Regions from separate parts of the Homo sapiens genome. Here region 2 is linked to region 1. Evidence: chromatin contacts called from ENCODE Hi-C or POLR2A ChIA-PET data. All regions are on one chromosome and are shown on one strand. The core of a region is the stretch at or near the end of the contact, and the rest is flanking DNA. Distances in the headings are between cores, read along the strand shown.

Evidence for each region. Hi-C counts contacts between places; a loop is a spot of excess contacts on that map. ChIA-PET counts read pairs that join two places held with the same protein, here RNA polymerase II (POLR2A). Pooled maps may share reads with other maps.
Region 2: a map of IMR-90 shows a loop between it and region 1 (2.9-fold over the local background). The contact joins two enhancer-like sites. A Hi-C loop is called at or near these places in 1 of 168 maps with a recorded cell type or tissue (IMR-90) and 1 of 50 pooled maps. POLR2A ChIA-PET finds 5 or more read pairs at or near these places in 2 of 52 experiments (AG04450 and naive thymus-derived CD4-positive, alpha-beta T cell).

Annotation. Positions count from the first base shown.
Region 1 is chr4:182,602,629-182,608,518 of GRCh38, reverse strand. The region is part of intron 4 of TENM3 (teneurin transmembrane protein 3); the gene reads right to left. Among named protein-coding and RNA genes, the nearest start is that of DCTD, 310 kb to the left of the region's middle. Within about 2 kb of position 3,303, at least 2 of the 41 ENCODE cell types and tissues checked have a DNase peak (open chromatin) inside an H3K27ac peak, as active enhancers do.
Region 2 is chr4:182,641,657-182,647,546 of GRCh38, reverse strand. All of the region lies in intron 5 of TENM3 (teneurin transmembrane protein 3), which reads right to left. Among named protein-coding and RNA genes, the nearest start is that of DCTD, 270 kb to the left of the region's middle. Within about 2 kb of position 3,391, at least 3 of the 41 ENCODE cell types and tissues checked have a DNase peak (open chromatin) inside an H3K27ac peak, as active enhancers do.

The DNA of each region.
Region 1 (5,890 bases), core at 2,054-4,553:
GACACCTGTAACTTTTCACCTTGCACCTCGTGGAAAATAAACGCCAAGCAGCCGGTAGACAAATAAATAAATGCTAATAATTAAATATTAAGAAATTATCTGGGCACCATGCCACACCTGTAGTCCATGCTACTCAGGAGGCTGAGGCAGAAGGATTGCTTGAACCAGAGATGGGAGGTCAAGACTGCTGGGAGCCGTGATTGTGCCAATGCACTCTAGCATGAGTGACAGAGCAAGGCCCCGTCTCAAAAAAATATCAATCAATCAATCAATCAATCTTTAAAAAAACTGAATACACCTTGATTCCAGGAAAAAATAAAATCACCAGGTAGCAAGGATGTCAAGTAGACATAAAATATGTATGCATACTTATGTACAAATACATACACATACACAAGTAAAGAGGACTGAGACATACTTTTACAGACAATACTAGTGAATGGTATTTTTAAAAAGCCTCACAAAACAGTTGCTCGAGAGGAAGAGAAGTGCTTGAGAATGACAGGTCATTTTCAGATGAAGATAATGGCTTAATCGCAATCACTGACTAGGACCAGAGTAAAGGCACAGATTACCTTTTACACTGTTCACGTTCAAAAAAGTGTGATTCAAAATGTGTTAGAAGTAATTAACAATTCATTTCTACAGGTACCATGAAAATTAAGATGATCATGTGTGAACATTTTATATAGATTACGGTTATCCAAAGCCAAACATTATCAGAATATACAGTATCTGCAATTTATTGAAATTACGCTTTCAATATCACTTAAGGACTATAGCAAATGATTAATGCATACTTTCTTGGTGTCTTAATTGCTATTAAAAAGAAACTGGTTCACTCCAATTAAACAAAATAACACTCCCACTCTATTGTACAGTACTTTTATCATGCACAAAAGACTCTAAAGCGTTCAATACCTTAAATAAAACTGGGGTCTCACTTCTGAGTGATGTGAAGACAATGCATCTATGAAGGCTTTTATTGATTCATTCCAAACATTTATTACTTTAGTTAATTAAATGTTTCAAGGATATGAATAGTTGCCTTTCATTATTATTTGAAGATTTTTTTTCTTCTCAAGAACAAAATTAACAGTCTGGGCGTTCCTACCTACAAAAATCCACCTACTTTTTGTTAAGCGACGGGAAGAGTGAGAAAACTAAGAGATTTTAATCTAGTAAAATTAACCATGGTTTAATTTCATGTTTAGCCTACCTAACACATAAAGATAAATTAGACAAAAATATCTCAGTTAAGACAAATGCTTTTCTTATTGTTTGGAGAGATGAGAGCTACTTTATGATGAAAGGTATTAACCAATGAGGTGCCCTTCACAATGGCTGCTATTACCATTTGGTAATTATTTTAAAAACATTTACGGAACACCTAGCATGTGCCACGTGCTCCACTTACTTTATTTCATTTCACACTTATAAATCATTTTGAGTAGGTATTATTATTGCATTGGAAACTGACTTCACATTTAAATATGTGACCTCACATTTAAATAGTTAGTGAAAATGGTGGATGCAGGATTACAAACCAGGTCTCTAAAGCATATGCTTTTCTCATGACGCTAAACTGTGATTTGTATCCCTACTATATCCACCAGGTTTTAATTAGAATATATATCAATACTGACTCCTGAGAATGACCTTCATTTGAGAGCTGCTATTGGTCTAGAACCTTCTTTCACATTTTAATTATTGGCGTGACGCCCACTAAACAATCAAGTTGAGGCTACAGCATTACAAGTGGTTAATAATAATCTCACATTAAAAAATAGGGCTTTTACTCTCACTTATCTTAATAACCATCTTTGAAACTTTATCTCAAACTTTCCTAGAATGAAGCCTCTACTTCAGCCTGAGAGAATGGTTTTGGAAACCCAAACTGTAATGCTGCTGGAGACACAGAGATGTTTATTCTTTGAGTAAATTCAGGACCATATTTTATATACGCTACCTTTTTTTTTTTTTTTTTTTTTTTTTGAGACAGAGTCTCCCTCTGTCGCCCAGGCTGGAGTGCAGTGGTGAGATCTTGGCTCACTGCAACCACTGCCTCCCGGGTTCAAGAGATTCTCTCACCTCAGCCTGCCAAGTAGCTGAGATTACAGGTGCCCACCACCCCGCCTGGCTAATTTTTGTATTTTTCGTAGAGACGGGGTTTCACCATGTTGGCCAGGCTGGTCTCAAACTCCTGACCTCAGGTGATCCACCCGCCTCGGCCTCCCAAAGTGCTGGGATTACAGGCGTGAGCCACCACGCCCGGCCTGCTACCTCTTGTTCTCTTGATATTGTGATAAGTGTTCTCTTGAAACTCTGAGAAGAAAATTAAGACAAATATTTTAAGTATTATTTTAGGAGCTACATATTTTGGAGGCCAATAGAAGCTTTTTCTGCGAAGGGGGTCAATAAAAGTTTAAATATTTGCTCTAAGTTAGCAATAGAAACTATTAGAAATGTTCAAGTCTGGAGCCTTACCTGCATTCAACCTGCCTTTCTCGTTTGATTTCTTATTCTTATTTATCTAAGGCATAAGAAAATTTGGACTTAAAATTAACTTTACTCTTGGAAATAAAACTTAGTGTGGTAATCACACGTCCCTCTTTGCCTGGTACAGCTATCAGTTTATGCTGCAATTCCAGGGTAACTGTTGATATGGCCCCTTCTCACTCTGCAAGTGTCCTGGCTTTAGTAATGAACTATATGGTCACCACAGAGCTTAGGCACTGAATTAAGCTTACAATAGCTTCCTCAATTATCCTCCTCTCTCTGAGACAAAGGTTTTTTTAGCCAGGGCTTGAAATAGGCCTTAAATATTAACAGCACACAGCAAATTCTTGAACTTTATATCTCCCTCTTCATGTTTCTTCCCATTCTCACAAATAAACAATATCCCTTCCTAGTCCTCTTAAGAAATACTAAGTTATAAAAGGTGCCATATTTTAAGAGACTTAGAATCCAAGTGATTTTTTACTATTCATTAGTATATAATTTAAGTTGACTTTCCCTTTTTTTTTTTTTTTTAAATAAATGATGATGGTGAAACTTTAAGAATTTCCTACCATTGGCCCAGGTCCAATTTTGAAATTTTTGTTAAGTAACCTTAGGTTCTTCATTTTTGGACCTCTTTTCCATATTCAGTAATATTCCTTTTCCCCACAGGTACCCTGTGTCTCCCCAAGCTGTCTTTAACAAAAGCATATGGCATCAGCATCAGTCAGTCAACCTTAGTCATCGAGCTACCTTCCCAGGCATATTTTACTTGAAGTTGTATCTTTAATTACGGAGGATTCCACTACTTACTACCTCACTAATGGTAGTTTATTAGTTATCAGTAAGTGGGTGGAGGTTAATTCTTCAGCTGGGAAAGGTTTCCTCTGGGGCAGGAAAGCTACCCCATATAGGATGCAGACACACGTCAGCAAGGCTGACTCAGACCCGGTGTGTGTATGACTGTTTTTACCTTCCCTACAACCATTTTAAAGAAGATAAAAAGAGAAAAAAGTATCATATCTTAGTTTAGTAAACAATATCTCTGTTTAGGTATTCTGTTTTTTTAACGACGTTAACAATTGATCTCACATTAATGCGGCTCAAGACATCTCAATATTGAAATAAAAAATGCACTAATAAAGAGGCAATTTAATATGCAATTTCATACATTAATAATTAGCAAAGCATTACTGAACTAGAAGGTAAAAAGCTATGGGAACATAACTAATGAACTATCCATGCCAAAGTAGGCTTCATAATAAAACAAGACTTTAATAAATCTTTTATTAAATGGCTACAAATGAACCGTTTTGTTAACATCTAATAGGTAACTACTAAGCTGTTTAATTCACGTATATAAATGAGGAACTTGCAGGCAATTAACTTTACAGTTGCTGAAGGACAAGGCTTCTCAATGAGAGTTACTGTACCATACCTTTAAGTGCTGCTGCTGTACTGGGCCAATTCTAAGCGTTTGCTCAGCTGCTCTGTATTCTTGTAGCAGCTATTATTACATACTGAAGCAGCTGAAGTATAAAATAAACAAAGGGCAAGCTATAGGCTCTCCAATGCCCTAAAAGTGAATAATCCAAAGTATAACAAATAGTGAGCTCAAAGAAAAGGAATTTTCAGGAAAATTGTAAGCAAGCACTTGGTATTATACATAGGGACCGATTGTTAATAGGAAATGATGACATAATAAGGAGATGCTTATGAACTGCAAAGGCATTTTTGGATCTCAGTGTGACTCTAGGAGATCTGAAAGTCACTGGAGATTATAGACCAGAAGTATTCTATTCACTGAGTGGGAATGTACAGTACACAGTCACATTGATTGTCTCCAGCAGGAGCAAATGTTAAATTCATTAGAGAAAGGAAATAAACATTTTTATGGAAGCAAGAAACTGCCTGGTGAAAAAGAATGCTTTTGAATAAATCAAAATGATAGCTATACTGAAACATATAGGACAAAGTAGAAAATCCTTTTATGCCTTTTCCAGCAATTCACATAAACTGTAAGTCTACAAATCACTGAGATTTTCAAGGGTTATTACATGCCATTTTGTAACCAATTACTATCAATTTGTGCTGAAAAGAGAAAAGGGGGAGGAACTAAGAGAAAAATATAGAGATTCTTATTTATTCGTAACTGAATTTTAAACTTCATAGCTTATAACCTTTAAGTGGCAGTTTCAGAAAAAGTGAGAATTAGCAAAATCGGTGTGTGTGTGTATATATATATATATATATAAATAATTGCCAAAGATGAAACAATACACTAGATTAAAAAATAGTTAAAGGCAGACACAAGTCTGGATAAAGTTGTTAATATAGCTGAAACTGAGTCTGAGAATCATACTCAATAGGGAACCTTAACTAAAAGAAGGAAAAATCAATGATAAATAAGACTGGTTCTTCACCTCCAGAGTTCCAACCAAGTGAGACTATTAAAGAAACCACAGTAGTACTGTGTCGGTACAGTGTGAGATTTTCACATCACTGCTTAGCTTCACTCACTGAGTACTGCAAGTTGAAATATCATTTCTTTTGATTAGCGACACTGTAAGATGTGAACTTTGGATAACGAGAAAACAACAAAACTATACTGCAGATTAAAATTTGTTAGTGTAACAACAAATTTTTAGATTAATTATTCTGTATATTTATTAGTGAGATCATATCAGCGGTTGATTTCCTCCCTGAAACTCATAAAACTGTATAATATTAATTCCATTGATGATTCATTAATGGCATTACTTTGAAATGGAAGAAAATCTCAGTAACTACTCACCATGGGAGTGATTTCTTATATGGTCTGAATATAGAGAAACCAGCTACAATTTCACATATGGCTACAGTGGATTTTCTTCTAACCAACTACTTTCTTTCTTTAAAGTCTCATCAATCAAAATTTCCAGTGCAATAAGACGAATAACAAGAACGCATCTTACTCTTCTCAAAATTATTCCAAATTCACTGGAAGACATGGTTTCACGGAATGCTAACTCTCCTACTGACAGTTTTTGAGGCTTTTGTGTTTTATAACATCACTAAAATTAAACACGTTTCTGAGGATTTAATTTGACATATTTCATAAATATTTGTCAAAACAATTATTGTCAACTACAATGTAATATCCATATTCAATCTGATGACTCAACTGGAAAATTACTTTTTTCCTAATAAATTTTTTCCAAATGACAATAGTGAATCGGTGTTGATTAGCTGTTCAGTGTGTGCTAATTAATTACACTGGGTAAATTTACGTCTGTGCTAATAACCTCAGGAAAAAAAAATCCGTATACATGACTGTGTCTTAAGTGAAGAGAAATCTGCTGTTTGCCTATTTTTCCTGTTCTTTCTCTTCCTAATTTCTCCCAGAAGAATG
Region 2 (5,890 bases), core at 2,142-4,641, 39 kb before region 1:
TGCTATAGAATGCGACATGCAAACCTTGAGGACTTCACGTTAAATGAAGTCAGTCAGTTATAAAAATACAAATACCGTATAATTCCACTTGCATGGACTATCTGAAGTAGTCAAAGTCATAGAATCTTAAAGTAGAATGGTGATGACCAGGGTTTGGGAGGATGGAGAAATGGAGAGTTGTTGTTTGATAGGTACAGAATTTTAGTTTCATACTATAAAAACATTTTGTAAATCTGTTGCACAACAATGCTAATCCTACTGAGCTATACACTTAAAAATGTGTAAGACGATAAATTTTATGTTGTGTGTTTCTTACCAGAATTAAAAACAAAAACTATTATAACTTGTCACCCTGCAGAAAATCGTTGTTGTTAAGATGAAGAAATGGGACTGTGACACAAAGTCGGAAACTTAACCCAGACGGTATGAAGTGACCAGCATCTTACTGTATCTGACTGTACACTGAAGGTCTCTGTGTTTGCTCCTTCAACTTAAGCATGTTTACAAATGGTTTAGAAGAGATGAAAAAGCAATGTTTGGGGTATAAATGTCATGCTTACTTACAGAATCAGGATTTTCAAGGGTTTCTTAATTCTGATATCTTTCAAATTTTTGCTTAATTTCTCTCCTTCCCTTTACTACCAGGTATCTCAAAAGAAGAGACCACAATACATACTTCCTCAGCACACACTTCTTTTCTCCTCACTTTAACTGATGTTCCTCATTACTGTACTAAAATCTTTCTCACAATGGTTATGGGTATCTCTTTTTAAATTTTTTTATTTTTATGTATGTATGTATGTTTGAGATGAAGTCTTGCTCTGTCACCCAGGCTGGAATGCAGTGGCGCAATCCCGGCTCACTGCAGCCTCCACCTCCTGGGTTCAAGCTATTCTCATGCCTCAGTCTCCTGAGTAGCTGGGGTTACAGGCACCCGCCACCACATCCAGCTAATTTTTCTATTTTTAGTAGAGACGGGGTTTCATGATGTTGGTCAGGCTGGTCTTGAACTCCTGACCTCAAGCAATCCACCCGCCTCGGCCTCCCAAAGTGCTGGGATTACAGGAGTGAGTCGCCATCCCCAGCTGGTATCTCTTAAATTGCCACATCCAGTAGCCTCGTGCCAATATTCATCCTGTTTACATCTCAAGAGTACTGGGCATTATTAGCCACACATCATCAATACTTTATTTTCCTTTCATAATTCTCCTGGTTCTCTTCCCAGTTCTCTGCTGGTTCCCAGTTGTTCTCCTTAAATCATTTTGTGGAAGTCTTACAGGCTATTCACAAATAACTAAGTTCTCCTGGACATATATTGGAGTTACTCTTCCCTGCTCTTCTGAAGCCTTATAACTTTGCTTCAGATAAAGAAATGTGGGCAAAAGTAGTATGTCTTACCTCTGTGAGGAAGATTTAAGAACCAATATGTAATGTGTTGCATTCCCATGCAGTAATCATGCAAATGTGCTGAGTACTGTTTCTGTTAAGTCTAGGGCCTTGAGTGAGCAGAAACCCCTTGACAAGAACCACCCTGCACATGTAGCTTAAGCAAAAATAAACCATCATGTTAAGCCACTGTAGTAGGTAGCCTCTGAGATGGCCCCAGATAAGCCCTGTCTTCTGGTATTCACGCCCTTGTATCATCTACTCCCCTTGAGTTTAGGCTTGATTTAGTGACTTGCTTACAATGGAAAGCATATGGCAGAAATAATGCAATGTCTCTTTTGAGCTTAGGTTACGAAAGACTTCAGCTTCTTTTTTGGTTGTTCTCTCTCTCTTTTGGACTGCTTTCCATAGGGAAAACCAGCTGTCATATTATGAGGCAGCCTCATAAAGAGGCCCATGTGGTAAGAGACTGAAGTCTGCCAAAAACCTTGTGTGTGAGCTTGGAAGCACATCCTGCAGCACCAGCTGAGCCTTCAGATGAAACAGCAGCCCCAGTCTGTAGTTTGACTGTAAACTTAACCTTACAGACTGTGAGGCAGAGGCACCCAGCTAAGTTGGGCCCAGTTGCAATTACAAACTGATACAGCCATTTAGGTTTTTAGGGTTGTTTTTACCACTTCATAACCTGCCTACTCCTGACTTATACAATGCCTCCCTCCATGTATTCCCCAAAATATAGACATTTGCCAAAGTCCTTCCTTGACCTTCCTTTCATGTTAACCACTTTTATAATATCAACTTCCAATTCCATGTGGATGGATGACTTTGAAATATGTATCTCTTAACACTGAATTCTTTCCTGACTGGGCTATACTTCAAACTTTACATTTTTCTACTAGACCTACCTAGAAATCCTGTGGTACTTCAAACTTTACTAAAGACAAAATAAATGGTCTTTACCTTCATAATTGTTTTGCTTTCTGGGTTTCTCTTTTCTGTTCATGATATCACTTTAGCCTGGGCAGTGAAGTCACTGATATCATGAACAGAAAAAAGAAACCCAGAAAACAAAACAATTATGAAGATAAAAACCATTTGCTTTGTCTTTAGTAAAGTTTGAAGTAGCACAGGGATCCCTTTAAAATAAGTTGTAACATCTGACATTTGTCATCTATAAAATTAATGAGTATACTTTTTATACTATCACCCAAGTCAATGAGAAAAAAAAATTATAGTAATATCAACTCAGGAGTGACTAACATGGATATGAAGTCATTGATCGTGGTCAAAACCTCTGTTACTAACAGCCAAATAGGCTACTCTAGACTGCATCTTTTTAGGTTGTCTTGTGGTATTCATGAACTGTAACCATTTTCAGATGTTAAAAATTAAATCTTTCTTATGTAATTAAAAAATTATTCTGCAAACTCTTAGTATGTTTCTGTAGATTTTTCCAATAATTAAGAAAAAACCTTATTAATTGAAATAATTTTGAGACAATATGTTAATAAAGATTTATCAGTAAAATTTTATGAAGGAATTTTTTTTCACACACAAAGACCATTAAAGTGAGAGAAATTACAGCATGCATTCCTTTTATTTTCCAAGGCTGGAGACGAACGGAATCCATGGTATTATAGTTATTTCACCTCCTCCCCATAAAATAAAAAGGGGGCATGCCATTGTTTTTAACCCGTATATGTTGGTGTCACACTTAAAAGCCAGCATGTGGAACACTTGAAACCAAAAATGTGTAATTAAAGAAAATTATATACCACCAAGTAACAAATTCAGTGCCATTTTTAGCTCCATGTTGAGAGAAAAAGGTGCCAAATTTTGATCTCGTCTCTGGGGACCATGCCACTGAAGTTGTTACCACAGCTACTATTATTTCTACTGGCATGCTTGAGTCCCCAGATCCTGCCAAAAATGGATGGGAAGGAAGGGTGATGACAGCTGGTGACATAGTCCAGCAATTGCCAGAACCTTGGAGCAAATTACAGGGGATGTTGTGAAGGGAACACAGACCCGAGCACCCAGCCATCAGTCACCTGAAGGTGGTGTGTGCCACCAGAACCCTGAGGAGTGTGCTCTAAGGTTTTGGCAACACAGAGTAGCGTGCTGGGAGGGCCTGCCAGGGTTGGCTAAACGCTGTTTAATATTACAAGATCAAGTGAACATTCTCACAAAGACAAAGAGGATGAGGTAATATGGGAAAGAGAGTCTGATAAGAAAAACTGACTTTAAAAATACCATGCTGAAAATGCCTGCCATTCCATTTTGTTTAGTCTCCCAAACCTCAAAACTTCATCAAAGCAAGCAAGGATGTAGAGTTTCCCTTTCTTGCAATTCACTTCACATTCACTGTGGTACACTTCCAAAAGGAATCTTTCTGAGAAAGATTCATTAGGAACATATTAAGTTGCAGAAAATAAAATCAGAGTCTGACATTACATAGGTAAGTACATTGTTTTCAACACAGATTGTCTATTGCATCTTGTGGGGCCTTTTGTTTGTATTAAAAGAGACTGGAGTCCCTGTCTGAATTCTGGCTTTAAATAATTGTGGAACTTTGGCAAGTTACTGGATCTTTCTGAGGCTTGGCTCTCTCATTTACAAAGAAAATCTGAAGGGTTTGCACTAGATGACCTCTAAGGTCTCTTCCAGATTTATATTCTATGATGTTAATATATTTTAAAATACAAATATTTAGGCTAAATTATTGAGCACAGGGAAAAATATCTGGCATCAATAAGATGTCAACACATTAGAATACCGATGTTGTTCTTGATTTTAATTTTTAAAACTACATTGCATAGAGTCAAACTATCATGTTATACATACGATTCCTTGGATATCTTGGGCTTTGAATGCAGAATTGTTTCATTTTATGTATCAATTTCATGAATACATAAATATACACGATGCACATGTGTATTTCATGTGCTAATAATCAGATTTCACAGAAAAAAATAAGAAAAATACTCTTAAATATAGGGCAATCATTTGATTGGCTACATGTATCCAGAGTGCAACCAAGCTTTCAATGTAAAATGAAAGTATCGCATGTGAAGACTGCAGTTTGTAACTTGGACCCCTACTGGTCTAAACTGTCATTAGGAACACAGAGTTCTCTATAAATTAGCTTTTGTTTTGGATTTCCTGCTGTGTTCATATACGTGTTGACAGAATGTGTTGGGCAATATTTTGGCATTCTAATTCATTATTATTTGTTATTAACTTTTAAGGCTAATATTATTTCAACACTCTATAGCATGCTGACCCAAATATTGTTATTTTAAATCAATATTTCTTTTGAAAGCTTTCATATTAATATGCACTCTAGTTGTCATTAAGGAAAATAAAATTATTCTGTCAACTGTAGGATATTTATATTCAAAAGAACTAACATTTGATATAGGAAGTTCCTCTTTGTATTACATGATAACATTCTAAAAGTATAGGCTTTATGAACGAACAGGTTTGGAGGGAGATACAGAATGGCTGCCAATATTTTATATTTCTATGCTGTTTTTCCTTTCCATCCTTTCTTGGCATAATGCAATTAATGGGAAAAAAGAATCATATTGGCTATCAAAATGCCTTGATGGGAACACACAGTGATTTAGCTTTGAAGGTTTGTTTCTGCCAGGATATTTGACTCATATTCTTTTATAAATGATAACATTAAACAATTCTACTTGAAAGTTTCCTTGCATTTTTTCTTTCTGAACTACGTGGATGCAGAGTAAGACACCTATGGATGCGGCTCAGGAAATGCTAATTCCAGAGCTGCCTTTGACAGCCAATGCTGAAGCTGACAAAACGAAAATCAAGCTGTTGCTTCTGTCACAGAGAGAATTAAGTTAGAATTTCTAAAACAGACTGTTTTCCTGATGTTTCATTAGTTTTCTCTTGCTTAAAGGGTCTGTTCTCTGAATAAAAGAAGGATTCATCCTCCAATGTAATGGAAAGAACAAAGTGTTAACCGTCACGATCAGCTGCCCAAAGGGGTCAGCCATTACCTATAAGCTAGAGAATTTTTGAGATAATACTTGTCAATATTGAAGAGTATGGTAAGAGGACTTATTTCAATAACATTCAAAATACAGAATGAAATCATTTACATGATTTGTGGGTTATTCCCTGCTTCCCAAAATATTGAATTTGTTGTTATTGTGAAATGTATGTAATAGATGATTCATTAGTGAGTTACCTGCAGCTTTGCCATTGAAATCCAATAGATCTATCTCATTATTCAAAGGCTTGCAGTACTCACTCAATTTTCATTTGGGTTCCTTTCTCCCATAACAGCTTTAAGAATTGCACACATAGGCCAGGCGCGGTGGCTTGCGCCTGTAATCCCAGCACTTTGGGAGGCCGAAGCAGGTGGATCACTTGAGGTCAGGAGTTTGAGACCAGCTTGACCAACATGGCAAAACGCCGCCTCTGCTACAATCACAAAAATTAGCCAGGCGTGTGGAGCACACTTGTAATCCCAGCT